Regions from separate parts of the Homo sapiens genome. Here region 1 is linked to region 2. A link is an interaction called in ENCODE POLR2A ChIA-PET data of the cell type or tissue named here. Cell type or tissue: MCF 10A. All regions are shown on one strand. Links, peaks and the distances in the headings refer to the core of each region. The heading gives the core; the rest is flanking DNA.

Region 1 (3,718 bases), core at 730-3,229, 220 kb after region 2:
AAATCAACTCAAGACAGATTAAACACTTAAACATAAGACCTGACACTATAAAACTACTAGTAGAAAACATAGGGGAAACATTTCAGGACACTGGCCTAGGCAAAGATTTTATGGCTAAGACCTCAAAAGCACAGGAAACAAAAACAAAAATTGACAAATGGGACTATATTAAACTAAAAAGCAAAGGAAACAATCAACAAAGGGAAGAGATGATCCATTGAATGGGAGAAAATATTTGCAAACTATTCATCCAACAAGGGACTAATATCCAAAATATGCAAGGAACTCAAACAACTCAACAGTAAAATAACAATCATCATCATCATCATCATCATCATCCCAGGAAAAAGTGGACAGAGGACATGAATAAACAGAAGACATACAAATGGGCAGATACGTTAAAAAATGCTCAACATCACTAATCATTAGGGAAATACAAATCAAAACCATATTGACTTATCATCTTTTACCAGTCAGAATGGGCTATTACTGAAAAGATAAGAAATAACAGAGGAGAAAAGGTAACTCATATACACTATTGTGGGAATGTAAATTAGTACAGCTACTACGAAAAACAGTATGAAGATGTCTCAAGAAACTAAAAATAGAACTAACCTACAATCCAGCAATCCCATTGCTGGGCATTTATCCAAAGGAAGAGGAATTTGTATATTAAACAGACACCTGCACTCCGTGTTTATTGCAGTACCATTCACAATAGCAAAGATATGGAATCAAGCTAAGTGATTATCAACAGATGACTGGATAGAGAAAATGTGCTATATATACACAATGGAGTACTATTAGGCCATTAAAAAGAATGAACTCATCATTTGCAGCAACATGCACGGAACTGGAAGTCATTATGTTAAGTGAAATAAGCCAGGCACAGAAAGACAAGTATCACATGAGATAGAGTAGAATGATATATAACAGATGCTGAGAAGGGTGTGTCAGGGGAGAGGATAGGGAGATGAAGAAAGGTTGGTTAATGGGTAAAAACATACAATTAGATAGAAGGAATAAGTTATAATGTTCAATAGCAGAGTGGGGTGACTATAGTTAACAACAATGTATATTTCAAAACAGCTAGAAGAGAAGACTTGAAATGTTCCCGACACATAGAAATGATAAATCCTTGAAGTGATGGATACCAGAAGACCCTGACTTGCTGGGCACAGTGATTCATACCTATAATCCCAGTACTTTGAGAGGCCTCCTGGGGAGGATGGCTTGCAGCCAGGATTTCAAGACCAGCCTAGGCAACATAGCGAGACCTGGTCTCTAAAATAAATAAATACATAATTAACTGGGCATGGTGATGCATACCTGTAGTCCTAGCTACTTGGGAGGCTGAGGTGGAAGGATCACTTGAGCCCGGGAGTTCAGGGCTGCAGTGAGCTATGATCACACCACCGCACCCCAGCCTGGACGACAGTGTGGACCTGGACCCTTTCTCAAAAAAAAAAAAAATTCCCTGACCTGATCATTAAACATTCTATGGGTGCAACAAAATACCACACGCCACCCATAAATATGTACAAAGAGTATATACCAATTTAAAAAAGAAATAGAACCTTGGTTAGATTTTATTTCCACATTTCTGGTATCTATTAATAACTATAATTGAACTTTCAAAGCTACTTTGTCAACACAGTAATAACCAAATATCTTGGGTTTATTCTGTGCCAACTCTGATGACTCTAAAACACCAATTCAGGGGAAGAGCTGGGGAGAAAGCAGGCTTCTTGTGGTTTTTCAAGATAATACTGCCACCTGGTGGACTAATGGTGAACTGAGGTAGGTTGTCTAATGCATGATTTCAATTTTACCTGATTAAAATTCTCAATGGACAAGAAGGGCAGCTTCCAGAAACATCTTTGCTTTGAGTTGTGTCTCAGGCAAAATGATATAATAATAATTTCATGTTGTGCATAGTAACAAAACTGCTGTTTTCATATAAATTGCCAACTAGATCCGATAAGAATTCATTTACTCATTCAACACATATTTACTACCAGCTGTTTATTGTGGATAAAGTCAAAGACACAAAGGTGACTAAGGACTTGCTCTATGTTTCTAGAAAATAAGATGCTATTCCTGTAGTGGTTGAGAATATGTACTCTTGAAGCAGATGCTTGAGTTCAAATCCCAAATCTGCCACTAACCAACTGTGTGACTTTGGACAAGTCACCTAAACTTTCTACGTCACCTCAGTGTCATTATGTGCAGAACTGGACTAATCACAGCTTCTCGTGCAGTTATCAGGTACTCTGTGGAGTGTTAAGTACCGTGTATGCATGAGAAGGAGGTCTCCAGGGTGGACAGCATCCCTTGTAGATGAAGATGAGCAGCAGGGATGAGGCATTACCACACAAAGACTTTGGGGTGGGAAAACAAAGTCTTGTTCTCTGGGGTCAGAATAATCCATGTTGATTTATTCTAGCATACTCCTCAAAACACACACAAACTTAGGCAAAAGCTTGCTCAATGCAGAATTGCTTGTGACTGCAAAAGACTGAAAACTACCTAAATTCCCATGAATAGGGGACTGGTTAAACTGATTATGGCACAGCTGTATAGTAATATAGGAGGCCAGCATAAAAAAGAATGATGTAGAGCTGTCTGTACTGAGATGGATCAACCACTAATACACAATACGTGGAAAACCTGAAATGCAGAACAGAGGTATAGTGTGATCTCATTTGTTTAGAAGTGAGGTTGTGCATGCACATGGTTAAAGATGTGTAGAATATTTGGGGGAGAATATTGTGTGGATTGGCTCTCTTACCTTCTGCTCCATCCTCCTCTGCTCTATCCTCCTTCTAGGATGTCTTCAAAACTGTAGAGCTGGAAAGCTAAAAGCCATAGTTCCCACATTCCTTTCCAGATAATGCCCTGGATGCAAAATTGGGCTCCTCCAATTAGATATACTAACATGATATGAAAGTCAGGAATGAGCGGAAGGCCAGCTTCCTGCTTGTTACTGTCAGCAAGCAAGGAAAGGAGATGGGGAATGAGATGCAATTGTGATGAAGTGACCCAGCTTGCCAGGGTATATCCTCTGGCTTCATGATGGCAGGAGCAGTAGCTTTTTGCTCTCTGGAGCCATGCTCTTGAACAGTGGCTCCATCTGGAGCACTCCCTCCCTCCTATCCCTATTCTTCTAGCCCTTCCAGTGATTTCATAAGGACCTACTTCCTGTATTAAGTCCCGTCTACTTTAGCTTCCTAGAAGATTTCTATTTCTAGGACAACTGAACTTTGATTATTACAGCCGTTTAAGAAACTGGTAAGAGCCTTGTCATGGTTAGTATCATGTGTCAACTCGACTGGGCTAACGGATGCCCAGATAGCCAGTAAAGCATTTACTGGGTGTGTCTGTGAGGATATTTCTGGAATAGATTAGCATTTAAATCAGGGAACTGAGTAAAGATCCCTGAGTAAAGATCTCTCACCAATGTGGGAGTGTAACATCCAGTCTGTTAGGACCTGGATAGAACAATGTGGAGGAAGGACAAATTCACTCTCTCTTCTTCAGCCAGGACATCTATCTTCTTCTATCCTTGGATGCCAAAGCTGCTGGTTCTCGGGCCTTCAGACTTGAACTGAATTATACCACCACCTTTCCTGGTTCTCCACCTTGCAGGTGGCAAATCATGGAACTTCCCGGCTAATATATATATATATAATATATATATATAAAATATATAATATAT
Region 2 (3,718 bases), core at 515-3,014:
AATAAAATAGAAAAATCAATTTTCTTAGATAAAAAGTAAAATTAATCTTTAAAACATTAATTTTAATGTCTTAAAATTGTATATTGAATATAAGCTATTAAAGTCTTCAATGATAGAATTTAAAGGATGGCAGCTGAGCAACATGAAAAATGTGTTCAGGCTGAGTCTTTCTACTAGCCCTAGACGGTAAATGCATCTTATTCCTGGGGTTGGCCTTGATCTAAGCTAAAGAGCAAACAAGCCAAATAAACACTTCTATTGTATTTCAGAAGGAAGAAAGAAGATGCTTGAAGCTAAGCTGGTTTGCTGACAACTGCTAGCGTCCATCCTCCTCTGGGAGAAGCACAGGGTGACAGGGTAAGCCATCCTGCTCCCTAGAACAGGTATGCTCCCGAAGGACAGCACTGCAGAGGCAACCCGCTTAGAAACACCTTTTCTGCTTGTAAGCTTATGAAAATGTTCCTTTTCTCCTTGAATTGAAAACATAAGCACACGCGTCCCTGCACAAGACAAGAACGGGGAAGGATTACACACTATCTTATTTTTTTAAACCTCAGAAGGCAACAATCACTGCCAGCTAAGCCCAGCCGAGGATGGGATAACAGCTTCTCAGGGCACTTCCTCTACACCCTAACACCAGCTTGCTCCTTGTTTCCATGGCCCACACTACAACAAGAATGGATTGCAAGTAAGAGAGAATAAGTAATGTAAACCCATTCCATTATCAATCACGCTCAGATAAATGGCTCTTCTTCCTTCAGCAGTAAAGGATTTTACTTACTTGATCATTATTTTTAGTAAACTATTTACAATGTGACTGTATTCTCTGAAGATACACAGGCTTTTGTGTTGAAAGTATTTTTTTCAACTCCTTTCCTTATAACATCTATAAAATCAATAAAATAGTATAAAATAGAAAAATTTTCTTAATTACAAAAATTTTTTTAAATTACTATACACTTGAAAACTAAAACAAAAGATGCAGAAGCTGGGTATGAAACACATGCGTATTCTCTGCAAATCCCACTAAGACTGAACATGTTTAAATCAACAGGACTGTTTATTGCCAAGGTAACTCCAAGGTAATTCTGAAGAAGTGAATCCAAAACATTTACCTTATACTAAACTCCCTTCTTTTTTTTTTTTTTTTTAAAGAGAATTGCACATACATAATAACACCAAGGTAGGTAGATTCAAAGTGAAAGGAACATAAGAAGAATTAGTAGGTTTGCCTCAGAAACCTATATGTATCTGTACAGTGAGTGTTTTATAAAGGCACGTATAAACACGCGCTACATTGGAAAAACAGTCTGGCAAAGAAACACGGAAAAGAAAGAATAGGATGTCTGGTTTTGCCCGTGAAGGAAAGAAAAGATACTGCAATCTACCTTGTTTGGACGTCCTTCTTCGAATCTTCATTTTGGGAAAGGAAGGCCACGAGTAGTTAAAAGGTGAGTCGGAGTCAGAATCCATCTTTTTGTTTTGGTGAAATCAACAGATGAAACAGTAGAGACTCAGGAAGAACTCGGGGCGTCCCCAGCCAGGAGGCAAGCCTCCCCATGTGATGTAAAGGGAAGGAATGAGATTGGATGAAATAGCTCCTGCACACCAGGGAGGGAAAGGCAATAAATGTTTTGCTTCCTTCGGGCATTCAGGCGTGTAGACCGACAAGGAGGCTGTAAATATTAAAGCCAAACTAGGGAAGTAAAGGAGGGAGAAGTGGGGGAGCTAAGAGTGGCTGAAACACTGCAGTCCACTTATTCAAAAGGTCATTGGGAGCAAATGAATCATTAACTCCCCTCTTCTGGTTGCTGGAAATGGAAATGAAGGAGGAAGGTAACTGGGAATTGAAAGAGAGCTGCCTGTGATTCAAGAAAAGCCTCCCAGTGCAGGCTTGTTTTGCTCGGAGTGAGAATATTGCTTCTCAGAAGAGCTACCCGGTGCCGTGTTAGATAAAGGTTGAGGTTTATGTGTGTGGACAGCCAGAAAGCTTGATCCCCAGGCAAATGAAGGCCAGCAGACTCCAGGAAGAGCTCTTTCCAGAGCAGACTATTCTTTCATACCATTGGCAGCTTGGGCAGCTTTTCGGATCTAAGAACCAAAACAGCTCTCATAATTCATTTAACAATCCAGTCTCACCGCCCTTTTAATCCTAATGTGGTTGGAAGTTTTAACTTTTATATAGATTGTACTCATTTCATTAGATTTATACAAAGTTATCTACCACTGTTTAGCACAATTGGGGTATTTCCATATTGGTACTGTCACCAAGTCTGGCCGTCAATCATCAGGATTTTGGTGCCTTTATAGCTCCGATCTAAACTTTCAGTCCACCTCAATAGAGCTGGTGACTAATTTACCACAAACCAACAGTTCTTGCCGTCTCCCTGAACAATTCTCCAGTAATTAGCATTCAGGAGAAGCTCATTACTGCCTCCCCATAAATCGTGGCACTGCTCAGGCTCACTTCTCCGCTTCCTATAGGCACATAGATATCCATGCCCCAAATAAGCTCAAGCACAACAGCCGAGATCTGCAGTGGAAAAAAAGGATATCCCAAATGTTATCAGGCAGTCTCTTTTAAGCATTTCTTTTAGTAGAAACAATAGCAAGAAATGTTTGTTTTGTTTTGTGAGGTCACCTGATGTCCAAATAAACTAAACGACATTGGAAACATACAATATGAGGATCCATTAAGTCTGCAGACTTAGAAGGTGACAGTATGTGTCTTAATTAACATTCATTTCTTTGCTTCAGTTATTTCCTAAATTGTCGGTACTACTGTGCCACGCTGTGTAAGAAAATAGCTGCATAGCCTGCTCCATGGAAGCTAATCCTGTCTGATTGGGTAGGGGTTGAGTGAGGCATACAGGGAGAAGAGGAGAAAGGGGAGAGACCACTTAATTTCAAATTTAAATCAAAATCAGAATTACATAAATCACTACTGTGTTTTTATATAGTTTGTCACATAAACATACAACTAAAACAAAATACAACTAGAGTATAGTTACAAACATTGCAACTAAGTGGAAAGAAATACTGATACATTTTCTATTTTGTGGCTTTTTTTTTTTTTTTTTTGAGACAGGCTCACTCTGTCGCCTAGGCTGGAGTACAGTGGCAGGATCTCGGCTCATTGCAACCTCTGCCTCCTGGGTTCAAGCAATTCTCCTGCCTCAGCCTCCTGAGTAGTTGCGTCTACAGGCATGCACCACCACACCCGGCTAATTTTTGTATTTTTAGTAGAGATGTGTTATTTCTACGTCAGCCAGGCTGGTCTCGAACTCCTGACCTCACGTGATCCACCCACCTTGGCCTCCCAAAGTGCTGATTACAGGCGTGAGCCACCATGCCAAGCCTGTGGCTTTTAATTAGGTGAATAAGTACGTATTATTCTCAACCAGCTGGGTATAATTATAAGGATATGTAACTTTCAGCCCTTATATCCAGTAAAAGAGTTTTAGTCCATATGGATCTTTAATTAGAAAATATACCAAATCTTGTGGAAGAGCATTTACATTCACTCTTGATTTTAGAGCACAGAATGGTGCCTAGGACGCTGTAGGCAATTGCTGAAAGAATGAATGATTTACAATAGTCGGTCTGCCATGTCAATGACCTTTACCCTGTGGATGAAGAACCTTTACATGACAACTGATTAAAAACACATATTTTGACAAAAACATCTACAAGAACTATTATAAAGTGTTTAAAATAT

Evidence for each region. Peaks named below come from ENCODE experiments on the same cell type or tissue, not always from the same donor. Only the 100,000 strongest peaks of a DNase experiment are listed, where the experiment ranks them.
Region 1: POLR2A ChIA-PET joins it to region 2 with 14 read pairs; 3 of 35 experiments call an interaction of 5 or more read pairs at or near these places.

The regions. Positions count from the first base shown.
Region 1 is chr5:73,589,353-73,593,070 of GRCh38, reverse strand. No RefSeq gene overlaps it. Among named protein-coding and RNA genes, the nearest start is that of UTP15, 25 kb to the right of the region's middle. In MCF 10A, for the core only: a CTCF peak has its summit at 1,799 (motif pointing left); DNase peaks (open chromatin) are centred at 1,230 and 1,750.
Region 2 is chr5:73,811,344-73,815,061 of GRCh38, reverse strand. All of the region lies in intron 9 of ARHGEF28 (Rho guanine nucleotide exchange factor 28), which reads right to left. Among named protein-coding and RNA genes, the nearest start is that of ARHGEF28, 190 kb to the right of the region's middle. In MCF 10A, for the core only: no CTCF peak of the experiment used is centred there; a DNase peak (open chromatin) is centred at 1,541.